Regions from separate parts of the Mus musculus genome. Here region 1 is linked to region 2. The links are chromatin contacts, found by Hi-C or POLR2A ChIA-PET in ENCODE. All regions are on one chromosome and are shown on one strand. Each heading gives the region's core, a stretch centred on a gene start or an enhancer-like site at or near the end of the contact. The rest is flanking DNA. Distances are from core to core; before and after follow the strand shown.

What was found. Hi-C counts contacts between places; a loop is a spot of excess contacts on that map. ChIA-PET counts read pairs that join two places held with the same protein, here RNA polymerase II (POLR2A).
Region 1: a map of ES-E14 shows a loop between it and region 2 (9-fold over the local background). The contact joins the promoter of Elfn1 here to the promoter of Uncx in region 2. A Hi-C loop is called at or near these places in 3 of 37 maps with a recorded cell type or tissue (ES-E14 and mouse embryonic stem cell). POLR2A ChIA-PET finds 5 or more read pairs at or near these places in 1 of 5 experiments (embryonic stem cell).

Annotation. Positions count from the first base shown.
Region 1 is chr5:139,906,406-139,909,909 of GRCm38, forward strand. Elfn1 (leucine rich repeat and fibronectin type III, extracellular 1) reads left to right here and starts at 1,461. Exons shown (of 2, transcript NM_001384186.1): 1 at 1,461-2,408.
Region 2 is chr5:139,541,946-139,545,185 of GRCm38, forward strand. Uncx (UNC homeobox) reads left to right here and starts at 1,953. Exons shown (of 3, transcript NM_013702.3): 1 at 1,953-2,334; 2 at 2,510-2,685. The coding sequence starts at 2,049.

The DNA of each region.
Region 1 (3,504 bases), core at 211-2,710, 360 kb after region 2:
CAGGTATGGACCGGGGGTTTGTGCAACCCTGGAGCAGGCTGGGGTGCCTTGGCGACTGAAGCCCTACTCTATAACTTCTTGGTAAGGTTCCTGGTTGTGGGGAGGGGGGAGGCGTGGGCGTCGGCAAAGATGTGTGTGAACTTCTGCCAGAACTTCATGTTCTTCATGAGGGTGGGCTAAGGGGTGAATTATGGGGTGTGCCCGTTAGGTGTGAACCTGCTCTGCAAACGTGTGGGTGCAACATACATAGTGTCCACCCTGGGTCATGTACACATGCCTGCTAGTGACATGGCTCAGGAGAATGGGAGAGGAAGGGAGGAATGGGGGCGGGGCGGGAGATGAGAGAACCAGGAGAAAGCTCTGGCCTCATCCCCGTGGCTCTGGCCAGGGGTTAGCTTGTGGCCTTCCCAGCTTGAGGGGTGCCTGGCTTGTTTTTTGTTTTTTGTTTTTTTGAAGGGCCCGGCAAAAGCTACCCTAAAAGCAGGCTTTGGAGCCTTCAGTCCCGGCTGGATTCTCTTGAGGTCTGAGCAAGGGTAGACCCACAGCTCTGTCCTTGACCACCATGCTCTGTGTCTAAGAATCCACCGGAAAGACGATAGAGCCTCCTCTACCCTCAGTCCCTAACTGGAATCTCACTCCTCAGGGTTCCAAAGGAAAAATGGGGCTGGGGAAAGCCTAGGATCGGCCAAGTGTGGGCTGCCTGCCGGTGCTGCAGGCTGGATCTAGTCGAGTCGCAGGACAGGCCACAGGACCCGAGCTCGGGAAGCTCCTGGTCCTCTGGCCGCGCTACTCCAAGGTTCAGGCTATTCCCATGCTGGTCCCTGGTGGTCTGGCAACCCAAGGGACAAGTCCCCGCCCCCAGCCTCTCCTCGCCCCTTACTATGTATACTTGGCTGCACTCTGCGGCTCCAGTCCCCTTCGTTGGCATTGTGTCCCGAAGCCTGGCTCTTGAGAGTGCTCCAGCTCGGAGGAGGCGTCCAAAAAGGGTTGCACCCACTCTGCCCAAAGGGGGGTCCTTCAGCTCCGCAAGCGCACGGAGGCTCGAAAGCTGTGCGCAAGGCCTTAGCCCGGCGAGGGCGCTCTTGAACTTGATTTTGATTTTCAACCCAAGGCCAAAGCTACCGCCTGGGGAAGGGGCGCGGTAGGGAATGGGATACCAGCGGGCTCAGTCAGTGTTCCTGGAACCATGGGGGTGGGGGGTGGGGGTGGGTGGGAGGGTGGACAGCCCCAGAGGGATGACTTGGATCCCCGGAAAGCACACATTAACTCCCCCCCCCCACACACACAGAGGCTAGTGGGAGGGGAATCCACTACTCGGAACCTTCCGGGAATGGGAAGGTGCCAGGCTGATCTCACGCCTCCCGGCCTCTCAGCCCAAGGGGGTGGTGACATACAATGCAGAGAGGAGGGACTGTGAAGGGGGTCGGTGACCTTAGGAGAGAGCAAGTCCCTGGTGGGAAGAGAGAATGTTGCATCTCGGAGGGCCTGACAACCTTGTACCATCTCTGATTCTCCCCTCCCCGCCGCCCGCCCCGTGAAACAATCGTCCCTGCGGGTGGAGCTGTGACACGCGCGCTTACATAGGGTCTGACTTCGGGGTCAACTTCTACATGGCTTCCTGCGGGTGCGTGTGTGTGCACAGGCGTGACTGTACGCGCGTGCACATCTCTGCCTCTCGTACCCACCTCCCATCGCCACGAAGGGTCCCAACCCCATGACACTCGGGGACTTGGGCTCCACGGCTCTTAGCTCAGTGGCCTGGGACGCGGGCAGGGGACGCAGGCAAAGCCAGGAAAAGGAGGCGAGGCTGTGTTGCGGCGTCCTGAGATGTCCCCCCGGCTCCAGCCAACTTCCCCTCAGGGAGCCTTGATCCCCTCCCGGGGCAACCTATGGACGTGCAGCGGCCCCCGCCCCTGCTCCGGTCCCCTCCCCGCGCGGCTCCCACGTCCGACCTGCCTCGCGCTCACAAAATGAACCACCGCCTCGCGTCGCCGCGGCCGCTGCCGCCGCGCCCGCTCCCGAGCTCGAGAGCCGGAGCCGCCCGGCCCCTTCGGCGTCGCCGGCGCCGCGGCCGCCCCGCCTGCCCGGCCGGTCCGGGGCTGCTCCGATCGCGCGGTCCCCGGCTCTTGACGCAGTGAGCGCCGCAGCCCGGCTCCCGCAGGCTCCTCTCCGCTCCCGGCGAGAGGCCGATCCTCAAGCCCGGCGGGCTCCGGGAGGGGCGGGCAACGCGGGAGGGGGAGGAGGTCTGTCTGGAGCCAGCAAGAACCCCGAGGAGGAAGAGGAGGAGGAAGCAGGGGCAGCCGCCGCCGCCGCCGCCACCGCCACCGCGGCGCTCCGGGGACTTCGGCGCGCGTGCTCTGCTAGCCGGTGATCGAGCCTTCAACCCTGGGGGCCACAACCCCGTTCAGGTAGGAAGGGGTGTGCAGCGAGTGGTGGTCCCCTCTGCCGCAGACGTGGGGTCCACAGGTCCCCGCCCCTGGAGGGGGAGGGGCAGGAAGGATACGCTCTCGCCGGCTTCCCGGGTGGCGCGGGAGTCCCCAACGGCTCCCGCAGCCCTGGTTGCCCCTATCGCCTCAGTCCCCCTCGCCGTGTCCTGGCCGTCCGCACCTGGACCGAGTCCCCTCTTCACCCGGGGGGTTTCAGATGCAGCGCGTTTAGTCTGAGGCTCCAGGGCGCCCTCCACTCAGCCGCCTTCCCAAAACCCGAAGTTCTCGATCGCCGATCTCTGGCTGGACAAACTTCCCTCCCGACTCCGCCGATCGGAGCGCCTGGGCTTGGGTCCCCTGCCCCCACCTCGGATTAGGAAGCACCACCGAGGACCCGAAACTTTGCTGAGCGTGCTGCCTAGGCCGTGGTGGGGTCGGTCTGCTGTAGGGTGCATGGGACGGCCTTAGTGCCCCAAGTTGGCCCAGAAGCTGCCCCCCCCCAGTCCGAATACCTCCACTCGTAGTTCAAAGAGGAGAAAAAGTGGGTGGTGGGACCTCGCCTTCGTTCTGCACACTGGTCTCCAGGCGCTGGAGCCGTGGGGAGGGTAATGTAAGACCCGCACCCCCACCCCAGCCGGGTGCCGGGGCTCTGTCCAGCTCCCTGGAAGGAACTGGCTTCTAGTTATTAACAGGCGCCTTTGACAAGAGCCTGTAGGGACTGGGAAAACCACTGGCTGCGAGGTGCTTCCAGACCCCAGCCAGAGACTGACCCTCCTCAGTTTTCATGGGTCCCATTCCGTCGCCTGCCCTCCCCTTTTCTTCTACTCATTCCCCTCAGACTTTGAGGTGTCACCTCCCACTCCCCTAACTTTTTCTCTTCCCAGATAAGCCTGCTCTGAACTGTGACTACCTGGGGTCATGAGCCCAGGTCGATGTCTCAACATCCAAACATCCTTTCTGCACCCCCATCCCACCCCCATACACACAAGGGGATGGGAGTGAAATCTCCCGGGCCAGCCTGCTAGGCATGAACGGGATCATCCCCAGCCAGTTTCGAGTCCTTGCGACCCATCGCCCA
Region 2 (3,240 bases), core at 703-3,202:
AGTGTTGGGGGAACCACCCCAAGGGCAGTCTGGTTCCCTCTCTGCCAGCTCAGTGGGTCAGGGCACACACACACACACACACACACACACACACAGAGAGAGAGAGAGAGAGAGAGAGAGAGAGAGAGAGAGAGAGAGAGAGAGAGAGAGACATGGCACACACCATTCTGGCCTGTCCCATTTCTTCCTGCTTAGGCCTTACTTTTGCCAAAGCAAACTTGTCACTGTGCCCTGGGGTTGTGATGATCAGGCTTCCTTCTGGGGCAGGCGGTCAGAGTACTTTGCCTACAAATTTAGAGTCAGCAAAAAGCCATCTCTCCAGTGACAAACTTGCTTTTACAAAGGATACATCCCCATCCCCCATCCCCATCCCCCATCCCCCTCCCCCATCCCCCATCCCTATCCCTCATCCCCCATCCCCATCCTCCATCCCCATCCATCCTGGCTGCGTCCACCTCTGCTCACAGTCCGTGCTTGCGGCTTATTTAAGGATATGTCCCCTAATGATTTAGTTTTTGAGACTATCAATATTTTACAGTGGAGAAGGGAATGGCATCTCACTGCGAACATAATTTAATTATAATAGATGGGTTAGTGCCTCCAACCCATTCTTCAGAGCTGACTCAGAGGGAGATTTATTTATTTATTTATTTATTTATTTATTTATTTGAAGGGATGCGTGGGCCATTGGTCACTATCCTGAAGTTACCATTGTCCTTCCTCCTTCCATGCTCCCTCCTCCTCTGGGCTGGCATCCAGGACCCATATGTGTGGGAGTTAAGTGGGGTTAGGGTGCCCCAGCTGCCACCACCCTGTCTATATTGATGGGGTAACTGCCAATCAAGGAGGAGGGCGTCGGGTTAGACTCCTTATAGGTGGGGGCCGCATTTGGCTGGATCACTGTTTGGAGGTTCTTCTCTCCCCCCCTTCCCCTCCTCTCCTCTCCCTTTCTCCCCTCCCCCTTTCATTCTGGTCTCTCCGTCCATCTAGTCCCACTTCCCTCCCTTTCTTCTCTTTTTCTGCCTTGTTCCCCTCCTTCCTCCCCTTCTCTCCACTCTCCGTTTTCATTCTCCCTTCTCTTTATCCTCCCCGCTTTCTCTTCTCCTCTTCTCGCTTCTCTCTGTCCTTCCATCGCTTCTGGTTCCACTCCTCTCTCCTTCCTTTCTCCCCCATTACTTCTTCTCCTTCCTCCTCCATTCTCCTCCCTTTCTTCTTCTCCCCTCCCCTCCATCCTTTCCTCCTCTCCATCCACTTCCTCTCCTTCCTCCCTTTCTCTTTCTGCACTCCTCCTCCCCCAAACCTTTCCTTTCTCCCCCTCCCTCCTGGGCTTGTTCTTCCTCCTCTTTCTTCCCCTTGGTCTTCCAGTTCGTCGGGACACTTCTCTCCCCTTCCTCTCCTCCTCTCTTCCTCCCCCTCCTCCTCCCTCCGCCGCTCGCGGCAGCCCGCAGCCCGGGAGAGGCCGCTGGTAGAGAAGCCCTTGTAGTTTTAAATTCAATGTGACAGTTTCGGAAAGAGCGGATGATGAATCTCCCATTATTGGATCAGTCTATTTGCCGCTCAATGTCTCTCTGTAATTGGAGCAACATCACTTTAAAGGTTCAGAGAGTACAGCATTTCTGGTGAAAAATCCCCACAACACGCCGGCGAATGTTTTAAAGGGAAATCTATTAGAAGGAGGCGAGGGGCGGGAGCGGCGGGGAGCAGGAGTGGGGGGCTCGCCGGGGGCCCCCGGCCGGCCGAGCGCGGCGGTGCCCCTCCCTCCCCACCCCGTCTTGTTGTGACAGCTCCTGATACTGTTTATGGAGGTGCGTGTCAGGTATAATTAGCAATCGATATGGAAAACGTTTCCTTGCACCCAGCACGCCTCTGACGTCAGAGCCGATTAGCGCTTCTTATTGGTCCCAAATTCCCCGGGCCGCGGCTAATTATCGAGAGCTTGATGTTGATAAAGTAAAGCGGCGGAGCGCGGGCCGAAGCATGTGTAGGGCTCCGGGCCCCTGTCCCCGCCGCCGTCCGCGCCCCCGCGCCCCGCCAGCCCCGCGCGCGAGATGATGGACGGTCGCCTCCTGGAGCACCCGCATGCCCAGTTCGGGGGCTCGCTGGGCGGCGTGGTGGGCTTCCCCTACCCGCTGGGCCACCACCACGTGTACGAGCTGGCCGGTCACCAGCTGCAGTCGGCCGCCGCCGCCGCTGCCGCGGCCTCGGTGCCCTTCTCCATCGACGGCCTGCTCAGCGGCTCGTGCGCTGCAGCCGCCGCCTCGGTGGTCAACCCCACGCCGCTGCTGCCGGCTGCCTGCGGGGTGGCCGGCGAAAGCCAGCCCTTCAAGCTTGCAGGTAGGCTGGAGGCGGGGACACGGGGAAACACAACGGGGGGCCTCGGGGTGGGGTGCACCAGGCCGTCGGAGAATAGCGACCCACTCCTCCGTGCACCCCGCACCCGAGGTGGGTGCAAGCGGGACAAGCATCTGCCAGGTGGCTGAGCCTTGCAGCGTCCTGTGCATGCCCGCAGACTCGGGGGATCCAGACAAGGAGAGCCCCGGCTGCAAACGGAGACGCACCCGCACCAACTTTACCGGCTGGCAGCTGGAGGAGCTGGAGAAGGCGTTCAATGAGAGCCACTACCCGGACGTGTTTATGCGCGAGGCGCTGGCGCTGCGCCTGGACCTGGTCGAGTCCCGAGTTCAGGTAAAGATTGGTGTCGCCCAAGGAGTCCGAGATCCCGCACTAGGCGTGCAGAGCGCGGTGAGGCAGGGCCACCTTTGTTCTAAGTGGCGGGGAGGTGGTTTCAGGCTCCGCGCTGCTGGCCATGGTGGGGATTATGAGGGTTGAACCCCTTCTCCCATCTGGAGGTGAGTAACTTGAGAGTGCCGAGGTGATTGGGGAGAGATCCTGGTGGCGCCCCAGTAGCCACTGCAGTGACTGCGTTCGATTCGGGGAAGCCGGGTGTAGGTTGGCTGCGGCCGCGGCGCACAGTCTGGAAAGGCTGCCGAGGCTCGAAAAGCCCTCCAGGAGGGGACAAAGTGGGCCCTGGCCTGGGCGCTCTTGACAGAGGCTTTCTCCCATCCTCGAAGCTGACAGATCTGTTGCTTTATTTCTGGCTTGTGAAATATTAAGATAGAAACATGCATTTATCCATCGTCTTACAAACAGCCGCTGGGGGGGTGCATTTGTGGGAGAGTAGGTGGAAACTTTCGCGGTTAACACATTGGAAAAGAGGGGGCTTAAAAAAAAGGGCATCTG